Linked DNA regions of Mus musculus: all the other regions are linked to region 2. Evidence: chromatin loops called from intact Hi-C (ENCODE). Cell type or tissue: left cerebral cortex. All regions are shown on one strand.

Region 1 (8,000 bases), 64 kb before region 2:
TTCAGGGCAGCAAGAGCCTAAAAAATGCACATCCTATTGTGTTATTTCCAATAATGGCTTGTTTTCCCTGTGTGTGTCTGTATGTGTGTGTGTGTGTGTGTGTGTGTGTGTGTGTGTGTGTGTGTGTGTGTGTGTGTGTATCTGTGTATACAGATGGTCTTACTAAGCTACCCGGACACATGATCTGCCTGTTTCAGCCTCTCTCCTGCTATGCATCCCATGCACACAAGGGCTACTACGCTTCCCTGCCTGTCTGACCCAGGCCATGATTCTCTTCCCCCTTTCTTGTTCTGCAGAACTTCTTTGTGTTCTTTAAACACGCCGGAGTCCATTCCCATATCGTGGCCTTTGACTAAGCCCCACTAGAATCTGTGTTCCAAGAAAGTGAGACCTTTGTATATTATGTGTACTATGTGATACACTTGTCATATGTAGATAGCCAACCAGCACAGTAGATAGTCAAATGCTGGAAAATGAAATGGCTGTTAGGCATGGTGGCTCACTCCTATAATTCTGGTACTCGGAAGGGTGAGACAGGTGGATCACTCTGAGTTCAAGATCAGATTATACTACATAATGGTTCCCAAGCCAGGGCAGCTACAAATTGAGGCACTTAAAAAAAATCAATATAATAACTTATTTAAAAAAAAATCAGCTAGACAAGGAAGCAACCATGCTGCTCCAATTACACGAGGTGGTGGTAGCTGAAAGGACTGGGATTCCTTGACGACAGTACCTTGTTTCTTATGGCTCTACCCCAACCAAATTGAACTGCCAGCAGGCAGCGGACAGACCATGAGGCAGCAGCGGCCTCGGTCCATGCCCTTCCTTGTGGAGCAGAGCATGATCTATGGCCTGGAGACCAACCAAGGTGAAGAGTCAATGCTGGCTAAGTATGTTGTACAAGACAGCAGAGCAGAGGTGTCACCGTGGTAAGGTGCATACGGCGACGGCTTTCTGGGTCAACAAGGTAGACTGCTTGCAAGTTTCCCTGGCAGAGAGATGCTGCACACCGGCTCAGCCACCTCAGCGTCACCAAGCAATGGTCCTTATCCAGAGTTTCAAACTTTTATTTTATAGATAAAGACGGGCCCCTCCCTGTCTGGTCCAGAATTGAAAATACTGTAATTTCTCTAACAGTGGGAGCCCTTAAATCAGTCTTACTAAGGCAAACATGCACATGTCAATCTACATATAGAGTATTTGGTGCTCTAAATGCTAGAATACAAATATATATTTGAGCCCGGCGCTTCTTGTATGATAGGCAAACCAGTAAGCTAAAGTCTCAGCTCTTTTTTAATTTTAAAAAATATTTGTGAATTGATTTACTTGTTTATTTTGAGTGGGGCATGAATGTGATGTCAAGGGACAAGTTTTAAGGATCAGTTTCATCCCTTTACCATGCCAGTTCTGAGGATCAAACTCAGATCACCACCTTTGGTGGCAAGCACCTCTACCCACTGAGCCATCTTGCCAGTCTGTCTTTCACGTGCTCTGTTGAGGCAGAGACTCAGTGGGTTGCCCACAACTCAATGGACCTGTGGTCCTTTTGCCTCGGCTTCCCTGCTATTTGGGCTAGCAAAAGCTCCACATGGTTCCGTGAAAAGAATATTTTGAGAGAAAATACCTTATTCAAAGATTTGAAGTATTTTGTTAACAATAAGTGAAACTTTTTCCACAACTGAAGGTTATCTCTTTCGTTAATTTAGTCTGGTTTTCAGGGATGCTTAATATTTCTACTACAGACCATCTACAGACCCAAAATTTGAGGGAGCCTTTAGTATAAGCAAAAAATATTTAAACCTCTTTCTACTATATATATATATATATGCCTATAGTTAGGTTTTAAAACCAATTCAGAGTAATATTAATATAAAATTATATAAAGAATAAAAGGTAAACTATGTACAGGAATTATTTTGGTAATTATACTTCATTTTCACTAATGATAATTTAGGTAATTTTAAAAATTACAGCCTGGAATATATTGGGAAGTGAAACCCTGTCTCAATAAATAAACAGAAAAACAAAACAAAATTAAAAAAGGAACTAACTAATTGGCTTAGCTTGGGTCTGAGCAGGCACTATTGAAAAACTTTAAATGATATGTATTTAAACCTAGTGTATGGCCATCAGAAATATTCAATCTACAGGTAACTGCCAAAAAATTCAACATCCTGAAATCAGGCTGTGTAGGGGACACCGCCCCCCTCTCCCCTGCAGGGTCTCTGTGGTTTCATGTTATACTGCACGCTCTGGGGAAGCCTACAAGTCCCAGGGTTTACCAGGTGAGCATTCGCTCTTCCAGTTCCTTCAGGAGATCCCGGTTGAGCTCGTACAGCTGAGGCAGGTAGTACAGGATCTGGTTAAGGATCCGGTCCTCAATCACGGGCTTCCCGAGCTGCCTGGATGCATGGGCTACAGCACCCCGGAAGTCCTATTACAGGCAGGAGGGCAAAAGTCACTGTCCATTCGCATAACTTGATGGAAAGCTCTTTGCCTAGCCATCCTCTCCCCTATGAAGATCCACAGTCATAAAGCTATCTTATCTCGCAACTCTACTGAGAAGTATCTACAAACTGGTTTGTAGCTCTAGGAATTAAAGTCACACTAGTGCTATCATTTAATACGATTGACTCTATTTTCTCACATGGGGTGATAATGCTCCCTCAGGAGGCATGAACTAAGGAAAACCCAGTGCTAGGCACCAGAAGTTGTTCACCAGGGCAGTCTAAGAGACTCCCAACATAAGACAAGCTGTTGACACTACTCTTAGTTGCCTCCCAGAACTTGAAGTTTAGACCCTACTGTGGAAGACCTCACACAGTTTGGACACTGCACTTTGCAGGTAAGGTATTGACAAGCTGGTACTGACCCGGAAGCCTCCTCCGCAGAGACTAGCTCTCATACCATCTGAAAGTGTTATGCAAACTGCCAAGAGGGAAAACAACCAATAAATAGTCTTACCCAGATGGAAAGCCTACACACTGCAGCAATGACCTGCGAGGGAAGATAGCCCTGAAGGGCAATAGCGGCATCTTTATCTTGGGGGTAACCAACAACTGTCTAATGGCACTTATGGCCTGCTGGGTATGAGGAAATGCACCCCTGGTGGTGTGAACACCTAGCCTGTGGCTGGAGAGGACCTCAGAGAAGAACCTGTTACTGCCATTTTTCTAAACCACGATGTCTATTTTTAGTTGTCAACTTGACTACATATGGAATTAACTAATATCCAAAAATGGAGGGCACAACATTAAGGGACTTCTGTTTATTTTGAAGTATACAGATCCACCTCTAATCTGGATCTTGAGGTGGGAAGACACACCTTTAATCTGGGCCCCACCTTCCCATGGACGCCTATACCAGGACAAAGAAAGAGGCTCCGGCTTGTTGCCTGCCTGCTCTCGCCTTGTTATGGAGTCCATTCCTTCATTGGCATTAGAAGTCTACTTCTGCTGAGAGGAGCTGAGACACCCAGCCTTGGGGACTGAGCAACTTCTGGATTCTTAGACTTTCCATCCATAGCCAGCTATTGTTGGATTTGCTAGACTACACTTTGTAAGTTATTCTAATAAATCCCCTTTCTCTATATATGTACACTAGAGATCCATTCTACAAATTTTGTTATTTTAGAGGACTCTGACTGATACATAAACCAATATATATTTTAACTTTATCCTAAATATTGATCTTTATACCCACAGATATGTGTAGCTTTTATACCTCATCAAAGAAGCTCCCCTTTGCAATACCTAGGGACTATTACAGAGATCCACAACTAGTCAAAATATAGAAGACAAATGATTGAGGGGTGTCCAGCCCCAACTGGTTCACCTATAACACAACCCCTACACTCAAGGCTCAGAAAACACTGGGGAATCATGGAGAGAAAAAATAAGTGCCAGAAATTCAGGAGACCTGCTCTGAGACAGCATCTTCTAGACATGACTGGAATCACACGAAATCACAACTTATTGCCTAAACAGCTGATGTGCGAACATGAAAGGGGGAACAGTCACAAGGCCCCACACTTAGATGAAGAACTAGAAGCTGCCAGAAGGGAAAGAATCCTTTTTTTCCTAGGGAATGACCCTGATAGTTATTTAATCCCAAGTGGTCAGCCCCAAGAATTATCTACATAGGAGCAATACTAAGTAGACTCAGTAAATTGTGTGTCTGTGGGTGTGATTAAAGAGTGAATTGGGAAGTGTGGGCAAAGCAGGAGTTGAAAGTGGGAAAAGGAGTTGGAGGGTGAGGCAGAAATTATGTAAGTGTAGTACTTATGCATGATATTCTCAAAAATATTCAATTAAAAATTTTAAGAAGTTCTAAGAAGGTCTTAGCTAACTCCATTCTGGATTTAAGAGGCCCTCATCTCTGTCAGAAGTCGTTTCCCAACCTGGAGCCTCTAGCTGAATCTTGCAGAGGGAGGCACTTGGCAATCAGGATTCTAGATCTTGGCCACTGCCCTTGATTGACTCTGCTTCCTTGACCTGACCTCGGTTTCCTCCCTTGTGAAATAGGTGCAACTGTTACACAACTACTATAGTACTAGCAAGAATGTTTAATTGGCTGTTGCACAAACTTACTGCAACACATTTGGTACAGTCAACACAACACTCCGACTCTAGGTGTCAATGTTCCTCTCCCTTCAGCCAAGCTCCCAATGAGCTCACCATTTATACTTAAAAATCCAGCCACCTGGTCCCATACCCACCTCAGCAGCACCTGATAGGCAAAGATGTTTCTGACCACATAAGCTTACAGGCGACATATCCATCTGGGGTCTCCCTGGGGTGGCACCCGTAATGAATGAGTGAGTGAGGGAATCCTGCCCAGCCTTACATACCAGCATTCCTGAAGGTGACTTACCCAGAATCAGCCCCTCTGAGAAACCAAGTAGCACCCTCCAATACTACCCCAAAAGCGAGAACCAACCCAAGGCATGGGCCCCCAGTCTGCATCTCATGAACCCACAGAACACGATGGTGTAGCAGATGCCCTTTGGGTTCCCCAATCTCCCAGGCCAACATGGGGTCCAGTGGGGGCTCAGCATCTCCATGTGCCACCCTGGACAGATGTTCTTCCTGGACAGGATAGGTGTGCTACCACAGCAGGGCATGGTGCCCCATGGCCTGAACTAGAGAGTCATGTCCCCACTACAAGACCTCATGACTCAGCAGAATTTTATGCTGATGAAGCAGTGTGGTGTGTGAAGTCTGGATCTACACATAGCCTTCCCACACGCTCTCCCCACAGGGCTCCCTTATAGGCCTCCCACCCTCTGTGGCAGTGCAGTGTGTTTCTGGACAGCCAGAACTCCCAAACCAGGGCAGCATGGCCCATCAACCCTTTTCGCAGGCCCCTCAGGGGGTCTGGAGCTGGGGATATTGAGAATATGTTAACTTTTAAAATATTTTTTCCCCTCAAAAAAACCCCCACATATTTTCATCTTCTGTTCTTTCTAAGACTACTGCCATGTTTTAATATAGGTCACCAGCACCACACCCAGCACTGCAGAGAGGAGGAGGAAAGGGTGGGGGAGGAGATAAGCGTTGGCAGAGGCTCCATTGTCCTGAGGGTGGGCCTCAAGATCTAAGTTAAACAATACTGGAGTCCCCCCAGTTCAAGACTCCAAAACAAAGGACCATTCCTTCTCCTAAGAGTCTGATTACAAATCCTCAAACAGAATCCTGAGCACACTCACTAGGCTCTTTCTTGGAAAGGGCTAGCATTTCCTCTGTTGATCCCTCCAACATATTCCCCTAAAAGACAAATTAATTAAGAGTAGCTCTTACTTCTCCGGGGCAAATTAAAAAAATAAAAATGAAGATACGGAAATGAACAAAACAAACCCCAAATTAAAAAATCCTCACATGTACTCTAAAAGAACGGGAGGTTTCCTACCCTAAAGGACACTCAAGTTTCTTTACAGAGAGGGATGTTACGTTCCCAGTCTTCTGAATGCAGACAAGGTTTCACGTCCCAGCTACACTCCAATCTCCTCTCAATGTTTCTTTATGTTTTCAGACAGTCTTGCGGAGACCAGGATGGCCTCAGGAAATGGCAATCCTACTCCCTCAACCTCTGGATGACTGCAATTACAGATGTGCCAGTACGGCCTCAAAACTGTTAAGTAGCCAAGGATAGCCTTGACCCTCTGCTCTTCTTGCCTCTACCTCCCCAGCACTGGAATAACAGGCCTGTAGCACCATACCCAGTTTATTAGACACTCAGGACTAAGCCCAGGTATTCCTGAATGCTAGGCAGGAAAGTCTACCACAGAGCTACATTCTCAGCCTCCTCACGTTCTTAACAAATACTAAAACCTTTTTCTGGAAGTAGAGCCTGGGTTCATTTTTATTGTCCCATTAGTCATATTAATCTAAAGGAACACCTTATCTATACGTAGCGACTACAGAACTAACTTGTGTAACTAGTAAAATATCCAACAAGAATTTAGTTTGCAAAAACTCCAGTTTTAGCAAACCACACAGGCATCTCCAGAGAACAAGCTGACAGCAGCCACATTCCATCCCTTGCAGCTTGCCTCAATCAGCCCTGGCATTTTGCTGGGAGAAAACACAGCTACTTAACTCTTGGAAGTCGTTAAGACTGTCTACGATCGATCGAGGAATGCTATAGAACGCACTTATGAATCACTCCCCAGATAGTAAATACGTTCAAAGCTCAGCAAGGTGAGCAGTGAAACATGTGTCTGCCAGTGTGGTGATGGGCACAGGTGATGGGCACAGTTCAGATGCAGGAGTTCCTGCAGAATTACGTGAAGACTATGCTGGTGGCTTGGCAGCAGAATGACTTTTGTTTTCCAACTGGAAGGCATTTCCTCATCATGACAGTGACAGTGGATGAGGAGCCGGTCTCGCACTGCTTCGGCCAGACTTTACATTCCATGTCTTCCACCGCGGCCAGAACACACACTTGTTTATTTGAGACACATTTAAAAAAGGCCAGCCAAATCCAAAGGGGACTGACCAATGGTAGCCACCATTCAGGAGACTCTTACCACGACCGGGTGAGGCGGGATTTGTTTTCTTAGAGTACTGGGTGTTTTGGGGCAGCTTTAGATGAACTGAAGACCAATTATATAGTTTTGAAAATTATGGTAGGGGCTCAAAACAAAATAGAAAGTTTATTTTGTACTTAAGAGAGGGAAAGAAAGACAGGGATGGTGGCATATGCTCCTGCATAAACAAAGGACTTGGGGGTAGGGAGTGGCCAAGGCAGGAGGATCACTGTGGGTCTGAGGCTACACTGAACTACACAGGGAGACCCTGTCTCAAAAAAAGGGCATTTAATAAAGACTATAGGAACTTGAAGAGTTTGGACCTCTAAGAGCCGCAGTTGTATGTTCTAAGCAGGCATTTGACAACAACTCTCTGCTTTACCAAAGTGCTCAGCCAAAGCACTTCCTTATCCAAGCTAGCTTTACTAAGAACTCGCCACCCTTGCAGCGTCTGGCCCTGCGCCCCTCCTTCCACCATCTCGCAAGCACTAGCAGATCGCCCTGTCCCCCACTTTTCCTTTGGGAACCTTCCACTCCCTGAAACTCACTTTCTCCTTGACTGTGAATTCTGTGTTTGGAGTAAAGTCCAATTCCTTTACCACTGCAAAATCAGCACACTGTAATGAACAAAGTCTGTCTTAATATATGTTTTTTAAAAGGCCAGACATGGTGGTGAATACTGCTGATCCCAGCACTTGGGAGGCAGAGGCAGGTGGATCTCAGAGTGTGAGATCATCCTGGCCTAATACTGAGCTCTATGACAGCCAAAGTTACATTATAAAAAGACCCTGTCTCAACACACACACACACAATACACACACACACACTAAAATTTTAAATGTCACTTAACATTTATTTTCACTGGTTTTCTTGGTGGCGAAGAGTGCTCAGCACACAAAACCTTAGGTTAAATCCAGCTCAAAACAGGGCATCCCTGCCTCCAGGGTAAGACAATGAACACCAGATCTCC
Region 2 (8,000 bases):
TACACACAAATATATATACATACATATTTTACAAATAAATCCCTTTAAAAGATGATGTTTTCAAAAGCAAGCAGGGTGAACTTCAATAGGATCATTGTGTAATTCCTTAATGACTAATAGGAACAAGTGAGTGCCAAGTCACTGGTACAGCAATATATGAAACCTTTCCTTACTGTTAGTTCTTTATTTTTAGTTTTCGGAGACAGGCTTTGCAATGTAGCCCTGGATATCCCTGAACTGCAGTCTTCCTGGCTCACCCTCTCTGGTCCTGGGATTACAGAGGCACAACACTATGTCAGCTTCATTACTATTTTTTAAAATTATATATTATGTGGTGTGTGTGTGTGTGTGTGTGTATGTGTGTGTGTGTATTCCACTGCATACATGTGTTAGATGAAAACATGTAAGACTTGGTTCTCTCTTTTCATCACGTGGGTCCCCAGTGCCCAAACTCAGGTCAGCAGGCTGTGACAGGAAGAGCCTAACCACTGAGCCATCTCACTGGCCCTTATTATTTGTAATGCTTTGAAAGAAGAATGGCTCAAAACAACACCAATAAGACATTATGTTATGATTCACTCCAATGCTCAAAACCTATAGTCAGTACACACTGTTTGGAAATGAATGCTGCACCTCTGGATCTTGATATTAATATTAACATCCAGACCCAAATGCTTCCTTAGAGCAATTCGGCAAATCTTCTATTTACACAGCTGTCTGGCTGCAGGGGAAAGCGAAGGTAGAAAGGACCACTGCTGTCTTACTGCTATAAACAGATTTGTCATCTGTTACACACAGGTGGCCGTGGCTCACGAGCACACTCTCTCTCTGGGCTATTCCACGAGGCCCCAAACAAAACCGTACAGGCATGAATGAGAATAGTGAGATGTTTATGCACACTATGATGGAAAGCTACTTTTAATTAACTCTCTTTTATTCCATGTACTACTCAGAATACTTCAAAAAATCTCCTCTATGAGCTCACACTTCAACCGCTGTATAAAAACAAGCAAAACCAAAGCAAACTCTTCCTCGGGACACCTGTCACTTAAAGGTGGTACAACAGCCCCCTAATAATAAATTAGGCCACCCTTCCCAACTACACTAGATCAGGCTAAAACTAACGCTCTGCTTCATTAGTAATTTTCCCCAAAGCTTTAATAAATTTCATTATTATGAAACCCCCCCCCACACACACACACACGACTAGCAAGGAAATGTATGTATAACTTCATATAATGGGCAGGAAAGAGAAACCTCAGTCCTCTTCCGTATCCCCCTAGATGTAACAAAAACTTACAATAAATCTCATCAAATCGGTGAGCAAAAAAGTAATGATTCTCAGCAAGCCATTCTTAAAAAAAAAAAAAAATCAACTCACTCAGCTAGACACAGGAAGTGTCTCTCTTTTAAATACCACAAAAATGCTGTGGATTTCCTTAATTGTAAAGTTGATAAGTATAAAAATAGCTAGCCTTGTTCTGGATTAATTTGAAGAAAACAATCGTAAACTTCCTGACTGAATTCTAGAAATTTTAATTATTAAGTTTTAAGTTTTTATTTTAAATTAATTATATTAATTCAGTCATTTTAAAAAGCTGAACGATGGCGAGGGTACAGAAACTTGGGCTGAAAACGATCCGTTGTTTAAATGGAACACATCCCAAAACTGAGAGAAACGTTTGTAAATAACTCAGTGCATGATGATCACGTGATGAATGCACATCACTTCAAAGAGAATAAAGGTCTCACTTTCTTATTGTTACTAATTTCTTGCCTGTTTGAAGTAATCCGGATTTTGCCTAGCAGTGTGACTCCTTCAAGGCTTTAGAAGTACAAATCAGAACATTTAGTGTGTGTGCTCTCCTGACAGTTTTCAAGTTGCAGGAATGTTAAACAAACGCCAAAAAAAGCAAAGAAAATTTAATCTGATACTTAAGTGCTAATTCTAGACCTAACTGAAGTGAAACTTACGCTCTTTTACTACAAAATCTCTCATCAAAGTTTCTTCTGATGTGGATAAAGATGCCTTTAATATATCCCATACCTTATTAAATTCTGGCTTTGAAAATGTGCTGTGTTCTTATAAAGAGACTGTCCCTTGGACACAAATTTGGAAGATTAGAAACTGTTCCTTAAAAAGGTCACAACACAATGAGCCAAAGTGCTTAAATTCACACAAAGGTAAGGAGAGGCTTTGTCATTTGGGTGAGTGGAAAGGAGGCAGACTGAAAATAGGGCTTTGTTTACACAGTCCAGGTACGAGGGGGGTGGGGGGGGGAGGAAGAAAGGAAGGAAGGAAGGAAGGAAGGAAGGAAGGAAGGAAGGAAGGAAGGAAGGAAGGAAGGAAGGAAGGAAAAGGTGAAGATGAGCAAAAAACAGGGAGGGGTAGGTGCAGGGGAGGGGGCAACTCGGTTTTGTTTTATTTTACCAACTAATAGTCCATACTCACTCAGGTAATAGGGCTCAAAACACCAGGGTGCAAACAGCTCTATCCAACCCTCCTTACAAGCGCGAAGAGTTTCAGTCAATAAATACTAGGTTTTCAAGCAACGCGGGCTAGTGGCGGAGTTTCTTCAACTCGCTGGAAAACTGTCCTAGCTTAGAATAACTGACTCCTCCACACCGGACTCCACGCTTCCCACACCGCGCACAGGCAGCGACAGCGCCTAAGTCACGGAACCCGAGCAAGCTCCGCGACGCCGTCCCATCACCTGGGCTCAGGGGTGGGGGACGCATCCCGGGGACCCCACAGCGGGCGCGGGCGACCGGCGCCAGTCCCGCACCGCCCACCCGCGGGGAACGCAGCGGGAGCCGGAGCCCGCCGGCGCCCGCCGCGACTACTCCCCAGCCCGGCGCGAGCGCAGCCACTTACCCGCGGCAGAAGTCATGACTGCCCCGCGCGGCTCACGCCCTCAGTCCATGGCTCCCGTTCAGTCCACACTCCCCAGAGTTTGAGCAGAAGACAAAAGTCCCCGCAGCGCCCACATTCCGTCCCGCACCGCCTGAGCGCCTCACAAAGGACGGACGCCGGCTCCCGCGACCCTCCGGCGGACCCGGGCGCTAGCGGCCAGCGACAGGGGGACGTGCACGAGCGCCGCTCCGCCGCGCTCCGGGACGATCGCCAGGCGCGCGCACGAGAGGAGATCGCAGCGGCTTCGCGGACGCGCGCCCCACCTCAACTTGAGAGAAAAATCCGCGCTCCAGGCGCCCCCTAGTAGTCAGGGGATGTAAAAGGCAGACAAAAGCCATAGCTCTCTCCAATAGGAGCTCTGGAACGCCCGCCCGCTCCCGCCCCTCCAGCCTACACGCTCACCCTCTTCTCCAATAAGCAGGTCGGAAAGGGGCGTGGGTCGCGATGCATGCCGGGAGTTGTAGTTTTCAGTGCCCCCGAGGTGGGCAGGAGCCGAAGCCTGGGTGCTGCCCGCCCTCCTGCCTTCATTTCCCATCGTGCTGAGGCGGGTGGTATGGCGGAGAAGGATGACACCGGAGTTTGACGAAGAGGTGGTTTTTGAGGTGAGGAGAAAATGGCGGGGAGTGTGGACCGTCTTTGTTTCCGAAGGACTAAAGGAAGAGCGAGAAGGCAAAGCGATTCAGAGGGGAGGGATAGGGTGACGGGCGCCTGCGGGCCTGGGTCCCCAATCCTCCGCTGTTTCGGGGCCTACTTGCTGCAGCCGCCTGACAGGTATAGCTCAGGGGATCCTGGCGTGGTTGGCCTCTGCCCCGAGCTCGCCCAGAATTCCCAGACCCGGCGCAATTGACCGGCCCTGGGCGGGAGCCTTGATCGGTTCTTACCCTATGGCTGCACCGCCCTGGACTGCGCCTCGTTGGGGCGGGGCCGAAACGTGCTGGATATTCTGTCTACTACTTAACCTCCTTCCCTTTTTATCTTTGATTTTTGCGGGCCTGTTAATCCATAAGTGCCTCCGGTCATCATCATCATCATAATCATCATCATCAAGGTGTGGCCTCTGGAATGCAGGCAGGCAGCAGGTGCCTTTCTATGTGGGGTTTAAGGTCTGTTAAGTGAGACCTGTGGCCAATGGTGTGAGCTCTGGCGTCTCAGCACCTAGGTTCCATTCTTTTGTCCTTGCTGTTGCGCTAAGTGTAGCCAGTTCTGAATGGAAGCTCTGGTCTGGATGTGAATGCTTTTGTGTTGGACTATTTTAAGATGTCTCTGCCATCTTGAATTTAAAAAATAAAGCCTAGTTAATGGCTTTAGTGCCATTTTTACCCCATCAGACAGGTCAATACCCACACCCTGGAACGTGTATGTGTATGTATTGAATATGTATGCCATACTTTCCCTCAGCCAACTAGATTTCAGGGAATTCATACAAGAGAAAGAGAAGAAATCCCCCGTGGTGTATAATGGGAGGGTGAGGTACGGTACAGAATGTGAAGTATTGAGATATCTAAAAACTGCCCGTGGAAGCATAATTTGGAACCCATTGTCCACTCATAGCACTTTAAAAAGCTACACACAGCAAGTGATACCCTAGGTAAATCTTCAGCTCTGAATGAAATTAGGAAGATTGATGGGAGAAAATGTACTCCAGGAAAAGGGTTTTATGTATGCCAAAGATCGGGGTGGGGTGACAATACTGAACGTGCAGCTTTAGGGGCTGGAGTATGGAGGGTTGCAAAGTGACTTAATATAGCTACAGTATCGAGGAGGGAAATATGACTGCTTTGCTATTATGAAGGGTCTAGATATGAGGACTTGAGTAGAGAGGACAAAGGCATACATTTTGGAAGTCAGAAAAATTAATACTGACTTGGATATTCATCTCTAATATGAAATTGAGGGAATGGCTACAGATTGAATGTGGGAGATAAAGAGGAGAAAAAAGTAGGTGGCTGAAATTTTTATTTTTTTACCCTGCTTTCTTTGGTTTCTGGACATAATAAGTGTGTTTTTGGTTTGCAGAGTTTTATTGGTCTGGGGATGTAGTTCAATGGGTAGAGCGCTTGGCTTGAATGCACAAGTCTCTTGGTTCAATTGGCAGCGCCACACAAACCTGATAGGGTGGTATACACGTGCCTGGGATTCCAGCACTCAAAAGGTGCTTTTAAGAGCATCATAAGAACTTCAAAGTATCAGCTACTTAGTGAGTTAGAGACTAGGGTGAGATAGGAGAGACCCTATCTTAGAAAACATTTTGTTACAAAAGATAAAAGCAAAAAAAAAAAAGATCTTGGAAGTTTCAAATGTGTGACTATGTTTGCATGGGGTTTTGTTTTGGTTTGGTTTGGTTTTCTAGTGTGAAAGATGTACCACAGAGTTTTGAATCTATTTTTATGTAAATTTAACTTTGTCATTAATCTTGTTCCCACTCATCCACTCCCTTTTCTTTTCGGAGATAGAAAGGGTCTTAGTATGGAATCCAAGCTGGTCTTGAACTTTGAACTCTCCCATCTTAGCCTCCTGGTATTATAGGTGTATCCCATCATGTCCCACAATAATATAAACATTATGTTTCTTAGATTTACATTTATAGATTTATTAAGCATTTAAAAATTTGGTGCTAGGGGTTGAACTCATGGCTTCCCCATGCTTAATAAGTACTCTCAGCCTAGCTTCTTAAAAATTGATTTACATGAATTCTCCTTCTGTTTTCTTTTCTGTTGGTCAGTGCATTGCTTTTATGTTTTATTATTTTATGTGCATGGATAGTTTGCCTGCATGGATGTCTATGCACCACATGTGTGCTTGGTGCTCTTGGAGACTAGAAGAGTGTGTGAGATCCCCTGTAACTAGAGTTATAAACAGTTGTGAGCCTACATGTGGGTGCTGGTGACTGAACCCCCCAGCCCCCGTCCTCTGGAAGAGCAATCAATGCTCTTAACATCTCGTTAGCCTCTGCATGAATTATTCATCTACTGCTTTGCCATTATCATATGTGTAGACTTACTGTTCCAGCTCTCTGCTTAACTTTTTGATTATTGTCACACGAGAGTATACATAAGGCATATACACATACCAAGAGCGTACACAACGATGGGTGTGCGAATAATAAGTGGAACATCACTAACACCACTGCCTCCTTCCTGCTGTTTGTCAGTTTCTGGTTCCCACCCTAAGGATAAGTACTACTCAGAACTGTAATGACTAACCCAGATTAGTTTCATCTGCTCTTACTGTCTGTACACTGTCAGGCATCACTTACATACTTTCTTTTTCTTTTTCCTTGCTGCTTTGTGACATTCATTTATATAATTACCTATGCATTTTTTTGATACAGTATTCCATGTGACTATATGGCTCTTTTTAATCAGGTCTTCTGAGGGATGTACATTAGGTAGTTTCTGCTTTGAAATTGTTGTAAATAGTATTACTGAGGACTTTTCTTTATTACTATTATTAATAATATATGTATGAGTACATTGCCTCTATCTTCAGACACACCAGAAGAGAGCATCAAATCCCATTACAGGTGGTTGTGAGCCACCATGTGGTTGCTGGGAATTGAACTCAAGACCTCTGAAGAACAGTCAGTGCTCTTAACCTCTGAGCCAATGTGCGGTTTTGGTAAGCATATTTTTTTTGTTGGGTATATACTTAGAACTGAAAATGCTAAATTATAGAAAAGAGATGTATTTGCCTTACATAGATACTCTAAAGCAGTTATGGACACTCCTGTCAGCAGCATGTAAGAGGTCTCCTTATACCATATCCTCACCAGCACTCTTTCAGCTTTTGTATCCGTCTGATAGATGTGTATTGTTACTTTTGTGTGTTTTTCATTTCTGTATCGTCAGTATGGAACTTAAGATGACCACTGTGAGTCTTTATATTGGTTTTTCTCTTACTATTAAAAAAAACTGTGTACAAAGGTACAATTCCTTCATTATATATCTACCCGACATCTCTTAGGGTATATGTATGTGGCTTCTGCACATTTTTAAAAGTAAATTTTTATTACATGTGTGTGTGTGTGTGTGTGTATGTGTGTGTGTGTATGTCAGAAGCCAATTTGCAAGTGTTGATTCTCAGCTTCTACCATGTAGGACCTGAAGTCAAATTCATGACGTGGCAGCAAGTCCCTTTGTCCACTGAGCCATCTCAGTGGCAGCTTCTGTACTCTTAACAGTTCATTGCAAAGAATACAGTCTCCTAAATTCATTCAAATCCACTTGATCTTTTTTTCTTGTATGTATGGATAATGCTCCAAGGAAATACTCGTGTAACCCTAAAATCACAAAGATGTTTTCTCTAAAAGTTTTGGCCTTTTGCAATTGATCTGCTATTTTTTCCCCAATATGCATATCTGGTTGGCCTGGCATCATCATTTCCCCCACTAAAATGTGTTGCCTGTGTTATAAATTGGAGCACCACCTTGTTTTATTGAGACAGGCCCCATTACGTAGTCCTGGCTGGCCTGGAACTCACTATGTAGAATAGTTCAGACTCACAGAAGTGGTATCCTTGCCTCCTGAAAGCTGGGACCACTACTTCCCCCTCCCCACCCCTTCCCTTCTGAAGGCAGACTATCACTCTGTAAGCCAGGCTTTCCTCAATACTTGTGATCCTCCTGCCTCAGTCTCCAAAGTGGATGACAGTCATGTGCTGTCACCACCGGGCAGGTTTTTGCTTTGTTTTCCCCTGTGTCATAGGATTTTCCTTAGCATGCCTTCGGGTTCTTGACTCACTGTCCCATATGACTTCTGAAACGATGACCTTGAGAATTTCAGCCTTTAACAAACCTAGGGAAATTTTGTTTGCGATCACATTAAATCCGTAGATTAGTTTTGGGAAATCTGACACCTTTGTAATATTGACTCTTCTAATCCAAAACATGTATTTCCTGCCTTGTGCTCTTGTTGCTTCACATTGCATCAGGATCTTTGTCCAGACTGCGTATATTTTCTACTGCCAGTGTATGATCGCCTTCTCTAAGCAGTCTCTTCTGTTGTGACCTGAAACTGATTTTAAAAATTGAGAATTATCTCTTCCTTGAAACTAGAGCTAAGTTGGCCAAAAGAAGAGTGAATTTATG
Region 3 (8,000 bases), 110 kb before region 2:
GAATGTTCAACTGCAGCGAGACTAAAGTCCTGGAACAACATCCTTCAACCATCACTGCTGTGTGCGCGCTTGATTTTAGTTTTTAATTTATTTATTTTGATTTTTTAGAATCAGGGTTTCTCTGTGTAACCCTGACCATCCTGGAACTTGCTTTGTAGATCAGGCTGGCCTCAAACTCAGAGATCTACCTGCCTCTGGCTCCCAAATGCTGGGATTAAAGGCCTGTGCCACCACTGCCCAGCTATCAACATGGCATTTTAAAAATTTAACCATAAATGTAATTTCGTAAACTAGATTAAGTACTTTTTTAAGAATTATAAGCAATATTCACTTGTACTTTAGGACAACACTATTTTTCAGTTATGGATTATTGGATTGTTTGCTTGTTTGTTTAACAAAATCTTAATCATTTGATTTTACCAATGAAGATTCAGGAGCCAGACGATGGGGTGAAAGCCTGCTAGATCAGAGAGGCAGAGAAAGCACCCAGCTAACCTTCTTCCTTGGGCGATGTCCCAGAAACAATGCCCCTCTCTCAAGCTGTCTCAAAAAACCTCCTTTTAACCGAATGACCCTCCTTTCTACTTCCTGTACGCCTCTCTATCCGGCTTCCTGACTCCTTCTTACTCTGCTTTTTTCTTCATAATCCAGTGTTCACTTCTGGTCAACCGGTTGCTTGCTTGCTCCTCCTTGAGACCTCTATTTCACCCTGTTTATAATATTCAAGCAGAAAGCTCTTGAATGAAAGGTATGCATACTGAGGCTGAGCCACACCTCAACTAAAAAACAGGTTTTTCCAGTAAATAACACAATCTCAGGGTTCACAATGTGATCACATATCCTCCAGTGGATAATGTTAATGGATAAATTGTCTGACTCTTTCCAGCCAGGTTGTAGAACAACCAAAGTGGTAAGAAAAAAACTAAGTGAAATCATCTTTGCGATATAGATTTATTTCTAATAATCATGATGATGGGGGAATAAATAAATAAATAATAAAGGCCCCTTGGCTTGATTTTTAACGAGGCTTTGGTTACAGAGAACCTGAAAGCAGCTGAATTGGCACCATAATAAAAAGTATGCAACACACAAAAAGAATATTTCTTAAATATTCTTACGACTGTCCAACATAAGGGGCGACAAAGCCTGGACAGTCGGTACCGGCAGGGAAAAGCATTTATTTGTTTGTATTCTACAAAGATTCCCATTTAATTGCAAAACCTGTGCGCGTGTGTGCATACAGGGGGTATGTGTGTTACCATTAAAATGTTAGCAGTGGCTCATGGGAGAGGGGAGTTAATAACCCCCGCTAAAAGAACCAGGCTGGTGATGGAATTCTTCAGGTTTCTTTATTAAAGGGCGCTCCCTCCGACAGAATCTCCAGAACTAATGCGACCAGTCCCATCACTTTCTCAGCAGGTTTAAGGGAAGTAATTCATGGAGATGCCACAACTAGTATTCCTATTGCAGTACCGTTGTTGCTTTGAGATATGTGTATAGGAAGGAAGGAAGCATATCTGAAAAACTGCTTTGTTGCCCAGTGGGGAGGGAACACAAGCTGGGAAGATATTAACCTTAACATCAGTGGATTTTGTTTTGTTTTTTTTTAACAAATGGAGACTCACAGCTAAAAGGTCTCCTTAAGATTCTGCATAGATGTTGATGCAGAAATTGTACGAGAGGATGTTGGCCTGTGACAGAATTCAAAGTTTGCAGAAACAAATGTCCTTTCACTCAGTGATCCATCAGGAGGCACCCGTGGCCAGAAAGTCTCAAGGCAGTTGTGTTTGGCAGGACTGTTCATCAAAAAGCCATTCTCTTCGCTCTGTTTCCCTACCCCGGCAAACAGACTCAGCTTACAGAGCCCCTCAGCATGCAGAGGTGGCTCGCAGGACACTCAAGTTGGAAGGTTGCGAAAGATCTTGGTGGAACAGAAACCCGATTTGGTTAGTTTTGATTTTGGGTTTTTTGTTTTTTTTTTTTAAATAATGATTTATGGCACTCAAAACTGTTACTTGTCAGATAGTTTTTGAAATATTCAATGATGTAAACATGTTGCTTCGAGGAAGTGACTGGAATATATTTATGTTAAAAGATAAAATTGAAAGTCTTATTAAAATAGCTAACATGGAAAAGCAGGGCAAAAACTGGTTCTTTGGAGATGTTTACAGTAGAGATGACTTTATAATTGAAAATGACCTCCTTAGGCAGGAAAGATGGTTCAAGGGTTAAGAACCTAAATTCCATTCCTCCACCCATATGTTGGCTCTCTACCCCCTGTATCTCTAGTTCCAGAGGATCTGAAACCCTCCTCTGGCCCCGGAGAGCACAGTACCCTTGTGGTACACAGATATACACACAGGCAAAACACCCATACCCAGAAATCATTAAACCTGGTGGAGATTACCCTCCCCAGAAAGTCACAAGTTCATATTCTTTTATACCTCAATGCTATATGTTAAATATCAAGGTTTACCAAGCATACAGTCAGTCCAAGGAATTCCCCACTTAGGAATCCCAGGGGTAAACTATTAGCAGTTTATCACACAAAACACAAACGGTGCTTCTGTAGCATATACCATTTCCTACCACACTTGTGCCTGACCTCTGAGACCCAGCTCAAATTCCATTCTACCCACTATTTCTGGATGATCCGCTGTATACAGTGTACAGGAAGAGTTAACTGGGATTTAAGGACAGACGTCTATGGTTTCGATTAACTCTTAAAACTTTCAAACAGAGGTCCATTTTTCTGGAGATGGTTTTGAAAGGGTACGTGTGTGTGTGTGTGTGTGCGCGTGCCTGTGCACAGAGGATCTTATAGTGCTACTTTTTGTATGAGGTTGGTCTTTGCTATCACCGGGATAGGAATTACACACTTCACCACACCCTCAGAAGATATTTAGGCTTTGCTGCCTTGTATGGTCCCCTTGAAAACCTTTCACCTTGAAAGCGTTACACAGAATGATGAAATCATGAAATTGGTTAAATTTATTGTCACCATATGTTTAGTTTGTAATGGATACAAGCATCAAGTATCTTCTTTAATGACAATAGAAGCAACATTAAAACGACCTTTGAAACCAGAGTTAGGAGGCTATAAAGGGTGTCCTACAGGCTAGAACTGTACAGAAGGTCTAACTTGGAAACGGGAATTGTGGTTACTGCCACCCTTAGACTAATAGGTCTTTGGAATGATTGCAATTGGAAAACTTACACTGTATCCAAAGGTTCAAGATGCACACCAAAAGGTTACTGGCCATGTTGATACAAAGGACGTAAGACCTTTCCTTTATCTTCTATACATCTTCTGGGGTTTGGATACATGATTTCCAAGCCAGTCTCCACAAGAACTCCAGGTGACCTTTCCTGCTTTGCTTTAGCCTCCTGAGTACTGGGATTACAGGCATGTGTCACCAGCCTGGCTCCTTCCTGCAGGTCATCCAGGCTTTCTGTTCTTTCTCAATGTTAAATGGTCCACAATAAACTCCCACTTTTTCTTCCCTTCCTGGAATCTTCTCTAATGTACTTGCATTTCTGTCCCACCAAACTACAACTCCCAAGACACCCTCCCCAAACGATTTCCTTTTTCATGTTTGCTGTTTGATTAGAACAGATCAATAATCTCTTTCCAAATTTACCAAAGTAGACACGTAAAGTTTAGAGACAATTACTCAACCCGGTAAACAAGCAGACACTGTTTTAAAAACAAAGAACAACCCCTTCCTTGAAGTCTAAGACACACTAACAACTTCCAAGCGGTGGAAAAAAAAGCCCTAAACGGATTTAACTTCAAGTCTCTTTTGCTTGTCCTTTCCAGCTTTGGCTGACCTGCTTAACTCAGGGGTAGGGGACAGCCTGGCAATATCTGCACATCATGAGATGTTGTCTGCAGAAACTCAGGCAGTGCTCCTAACAAAAGAGCTACTGGAAGCTTTGATGTGCCCAGTGCATGAGATAGCCCTAGGCCACCTTCCCTCAGAGAAACAGCCACAGCGGATGCTGGTCCTCTCATGCAAGCAGAATCCTGAGCCGGAGGAGGTGTCATCCCGTAGCCCCGGGGTACATGGTCCCTCCGGTCCTGCGCCCCGCAGCTCCCTGCCCTGCACCCACCACGCGCGCAGCCCCGGGGCGGGGGAAGCGGCGCCGAGACGGAAGCGTTCCCTTTAGGTGAAAGGTCACCGGCCCGGCCCGGCCTCCCAAGGCTTTGGGCAATCCGCTAATGTCCGGCTCTCCGGTAACCGGGAGCTGGGACACTCAGGGACACGGGCGCTCGGGCCACGACGCTCGGCGGTTGGGCCGCCCCGCACCCGACTTACCCCTCCCGCCGCGGCGGCCGCTGGGCTGGAGAGAGCAGAGGCGAGGGGACCCGAGGCCAAGGGGACAGGGGAGCTTTCTGAGTTTGTGTTTTGGGGGTGGGGGTCAGAGTTCGTGACCCCACCCTCGGCTTGGCGGTGCGTGGTGCTCTTGGCGCCTGCGCATTAGCGCGGTGGAGAAGCGGCCGGCGGTGGTGACGTTCCCTGGGCGAAGCCGAGGGCCCCGGAGTCCAGCGGCGGTTCTGGAAGTCGATTGCCCCCTGTAGGTGTGGAGGGAGAGCGCCGCCGCAGCTGCGTGTCCACCCGATGCCCTGTGAGGATGATAGATAGCATCAAGTTCTTCCAATACCTGCAACTCTGGTGTCTGGCCTCCGCGGGCACGCGCACCCAAGTGCACATACCCAAACACACGTAATTGGAAATCAAGGACGACCGAGGGCTGGAGAGATGGCTCAATGGTTAAGAGGACTTGTGGTTCCTCCAGAGAACTTGGCTTGATTCCTAACACCCACCTGGTCTGTGGTCATCTTCTGTAACTTCAGTTCCATTGGATTTGGTGCCCTCTTCTGTGCACAAACATATGTGCAGGCCGAACACCCTACACACTAAGAGTAAAACTCTTGAAAGGAAGGGAGGAAGGCAGGAAGGAAGAAAGAAAGAAGGAAGGAAAGAAAAAGACAAGTCTTTTGAGACCTGGCCTGTCAGAACCCAGACTAGTCTTTTAACTAGTGATTCTCCTGCCTCCCTCTCCAGTGCTGTAGCGGTTTGTTTTGTTTTTAAATTTCATTAATACGGGCGTTTTACCTGCATCTATGCATCTAGGTGTACCTAGTCTAGGTGGAGGCCATCAGATCCTCTAGATGTGAACTTACAGATCGTTTTGAGTAGCCATGCAGGTACTCGGAATTGAACCTGGGCCCTCTACAAGAGCAGCCAATGCTCTTTAACAGCTGAGCCATCTCTCTTGCCCCTTAAAGGAAGTTTTGGTTTGAGAAATAATAAACAACCGAATGGGTCTGGGTTAGGTGTCTTTAATGTCTGGAAAACTGGACTTTGTTGTGGGCACTCTCTTAGATTAGTTCACCAGTGCTAAGGAGTCTGTGTAGGATAACAGGGCCCAGGAAAGAACACCCTGACCCTGACTTGACCCAAGCCCAAGACCTTGTCCCAGAGTCTGATCACAGAATCCCACCAACCCTCAAAGCTTTGGCCAAGATCAAGCCACATAATCCTCCCATCGCAGGCCACCCTGGAAAACCCCACACTCCAAGAAACCCTATATAAAGTCCATTTTTCTGCCCAGTTCCCTGAAGTTTCTTGAAGAGGCAGCCATTTTCCTGTTTTTTTTTTTTTTCCTTCCAGCAAATCTCGTGGGAGGTTTCTTGTGTGGTGTGGATGTGACTCTGTGGTATTCCTTGGCTCATGGTGGCCAGGCTACCTTTTCCAGAAGAGCTGTAACATCACGATTTGGGGAAACTTCCCCCTGCCTGAGCAGAGTGATAACACTGTCTGCCTAGAGCCCAATCCCATAGAACTTCCCAGCAATATGAGAACAGGCTGAGGCAAAGTCGTGTCAAATTTTACTTGACTGTCTTTATCAAAAGCAAGAACACAATCACTGCTGTGTACCTTATGTTCCTAAGGGCTGGGTTTTTTTTGTCCATTTTGCTAGACGATGTGTCCCCAGATAGTTAACAGTTCCTGCTGGTCAATAAAGATCTGCAAAACGAAAGGTCACCTGTGGCAGGAAACTCTGGTCTGTACATCAGGTACTATGTGGTGATCTAGAAACTTCCTTTGCATCAAGATAAACACTGTAGAAAAGCAGCCAGATTCAGGGCAGAAACCTAAGGTATTTTTTTGGGGGGGGGGATATCAAAACTCTTTTTGTGCTAGGTCGAATAATTAATTGTCCCTTATGGCCCCACAGCCTCGGGCCTATAATCTTAGCACTTGAGAAGAAAGGCTGGAGGAACCGGAGCTCAGTCAGTTTGAAGCTAGCCTGGACTGCACCTCTAAGAAAATATTACTATTTCTCTTTGGAATTAAGTATTTAGACATAGAAAAAGGACTTGCAACCTTCCCTACCATTGGGAACTGTTTCATGCTTAGTTCTCTGAAAGTCTACCTCTACCTTTTAGCATTGCTTGGTTTGCCCATAATGCAGCCTTTCCAATAACCTCAAGCTCGTCTCAAAGGTGAACATGATGAAAGTACGCCGGATTCGAGGGAGAAGGGTACTCCAGATGTTTTCTTTCTTCTCAGTTCTCAGTGCACATGCCCAAAGGGATGCTGTGGTTACCATGGTTACCACTCACCTCCAGTTCATGGACTTAAGTCACAAGAAGTTACTTTATTAAAACTGGGACGCAGTGGCTCACGCTTGCAGTGCTGGTACTTGGGAGGCCACGGCAGGAAGGTTGTTATGGATATTTGGTGAGCCTGGACAACAGGGCAAGACCCTGTCTCACAAGGAACTATGTGAATAAACCAGTCTGGAAACAGAAGCCACTTTTAGAGGATTGCTCTAGGTGACATGTTTCTTTTGGTCACAGTCTAGAAAAAGGGGGCCAGTGAGGTTCATCTAAAGGGTATGGCTTAGAAGACCTTGTCAAAGTGGGGCTGGGTGGCACATGCCTACAGTCCCATTTACTAAGGAGGCTGATGTAGAGAGTGTGAACACTGAAGGCCAGCCACCTTGGACTACACAGTATCAACAATCAGTACAAACCAAAACCTCTATAATAAAGGACTTCACACCAGCAGTAGATATTACAGTACATTTATTTTGTATGAATTATAATACATATTAACATTATTTACAATGCTATTTTTATTTATAAATGATCTTATGAACAGTAAGATACAAACCATTATCACTTTATGTAAAAAAAAGGTATTTTGTGAAAAACATTAAAAGTGATTAATTTCTTTTCTGAAATCGGTTTTTACATGCAGCAAATTGCTCCATGAAAAAGATATTTTGATATTTAGTCTTTTAAAAGCTCCTACCACCTTTAACTTCTTTTTTCTAGCAGGCAAACTCCCATCAGAACCACTGCTGTCTTCACTGTGTGGTAAATAAACCTGTCTCCTTTCTTAGAATCCTTTCCCAGTAGTAACTAACGTTTCCTAGAAGGGAAAACACCATAGATTTTCATTTAGAAAATAACATTAAAAGTGGCATAGGCTCCAGAGCACGTGTACCGAAGATATTTTTCAGGGACCCACAGGAGACATCTAACTAGACAAGCAAGCATTTATCCACTGCATGTAAGACATTCTTGTTGGATGTGGGCCAACTCCAGTGAGCAAGGCGAAGTGTTTTCAAGAACAGAATGCAGTAGGAATGGTGAGAGTGTTTATGAGCTGACGACTACAGGAACCAGGGAAAAGAGCACAAACAGTCTGAAGGACAGAAGAACAGGATCCCATCACTGGGAAGTGTCACATAACAAGGGGCAGAGCTGGGCTGACTGGTGTGAGAAAGGCTGAAGCAGGCCAAACCATTGGGAATGCCACTGAAGTTCACAGGCATTGGGATTAAATCAGAATTCTACAGTAATGCAGATTGCTTTGCAATGCCTGAAATAGACTACACAGAAAGAGGGGTTGTAATCGGGAAGGAAAAACAAAACAAAACACGGTTGTTTTCCTAGATAAGGGCTTGAACCCAGGGCCTTC

Evidence for each region. A loop is a pair of places that touch in the nucleus more often than their neighbours do. Peaks named below come from ENCODE experiments on the same cell type or tissue, not always from the same donor. Only the 100,000 strongest peaks of a DNase experiment are listed, where the experiment ranks them.
Region 1: a loop joins it to region 2, with 2.6 times the contacts of the local background. A loop is called at or near these places in 7 of 42 quality-filtered maps.
Region 3: a loop joins it to region 2, with 10 times the contacts of the local background. A loop is called at or near these places in 3 of 42 quality-filtered maps.

The regions. Positions count from the first base shown.
Region 1 is chr10:94,094,839-94,102,838 of GRCm38, reverse strand. It overlaps Fgd6 (FYVE, RhoGEF and PH domain containing 6), which reads right to left. Exons shown (of 21, transcript NM_053072.3): 6 at 2,286-2,437. It also overlaps the pseudogene Gm18391. Among named protein-coding and RNA genes, the nearest start is that of Nr2c1, 49 kb to the left of the region's middle. In left cerebral cortex, no CTCF peak of the experiment used is centred here; a DNase peak (open chromatin) is centred at 4,077.
Region 2 is chr10:94,031,186-94,039,185 of GRCm38, reverse strand. It overlaps Vezt (vezatin, adherens junctions transmembrane protein), which reads left to right and starts at 3,387. Exons shown (of 12, transcript NM_172538.5): 1 at 3,387-3,516. The coding sequence starts at 3,481. It overlaps Fgd6 (FYVE, RhoGEF and PH domain containing 6), which reads right to left and starts at 3,185. Exons shown (of 21, transcript NM_053072.3): 1 at 2,876-3,185. The coding sequence starts at 2,891. In left cerebral cortex, a CTCF peak has its summit at 3,213; DNase peaks (open chromatin) are centred at 2,656, 3,275 and 3,780; H3K4me3 peaks cover 3,193 bases; H3K27ac peaks cover 1,301 bases.
Region 3 is chr10:94,144,422-94,152,421 of GRCm38, reverse strand. Fgd6 (FYVE, RhoGEF and PH domain containing 6) reads right to left here. Exons shown (of 21, transcript NM_053072.3): 21 at 7,083-8,000. It overlaps Nr2c1 (nuclear receptor subfamily 2, group C, member 1), which reads right to left and starts at 4,491. Exons shown (of 14, transcript NM_011629.3): 1 at 4,320-4,491. In left cerebral cortex, a CTCF peak has its summit at 4,598; DNase peaks (open chromatin) are centred at 1,753, 4,148, 4,540 and 7,608; H3K4me3 peaks cover 1,720 bases; H3K27ac peaks cover 1,544 bases.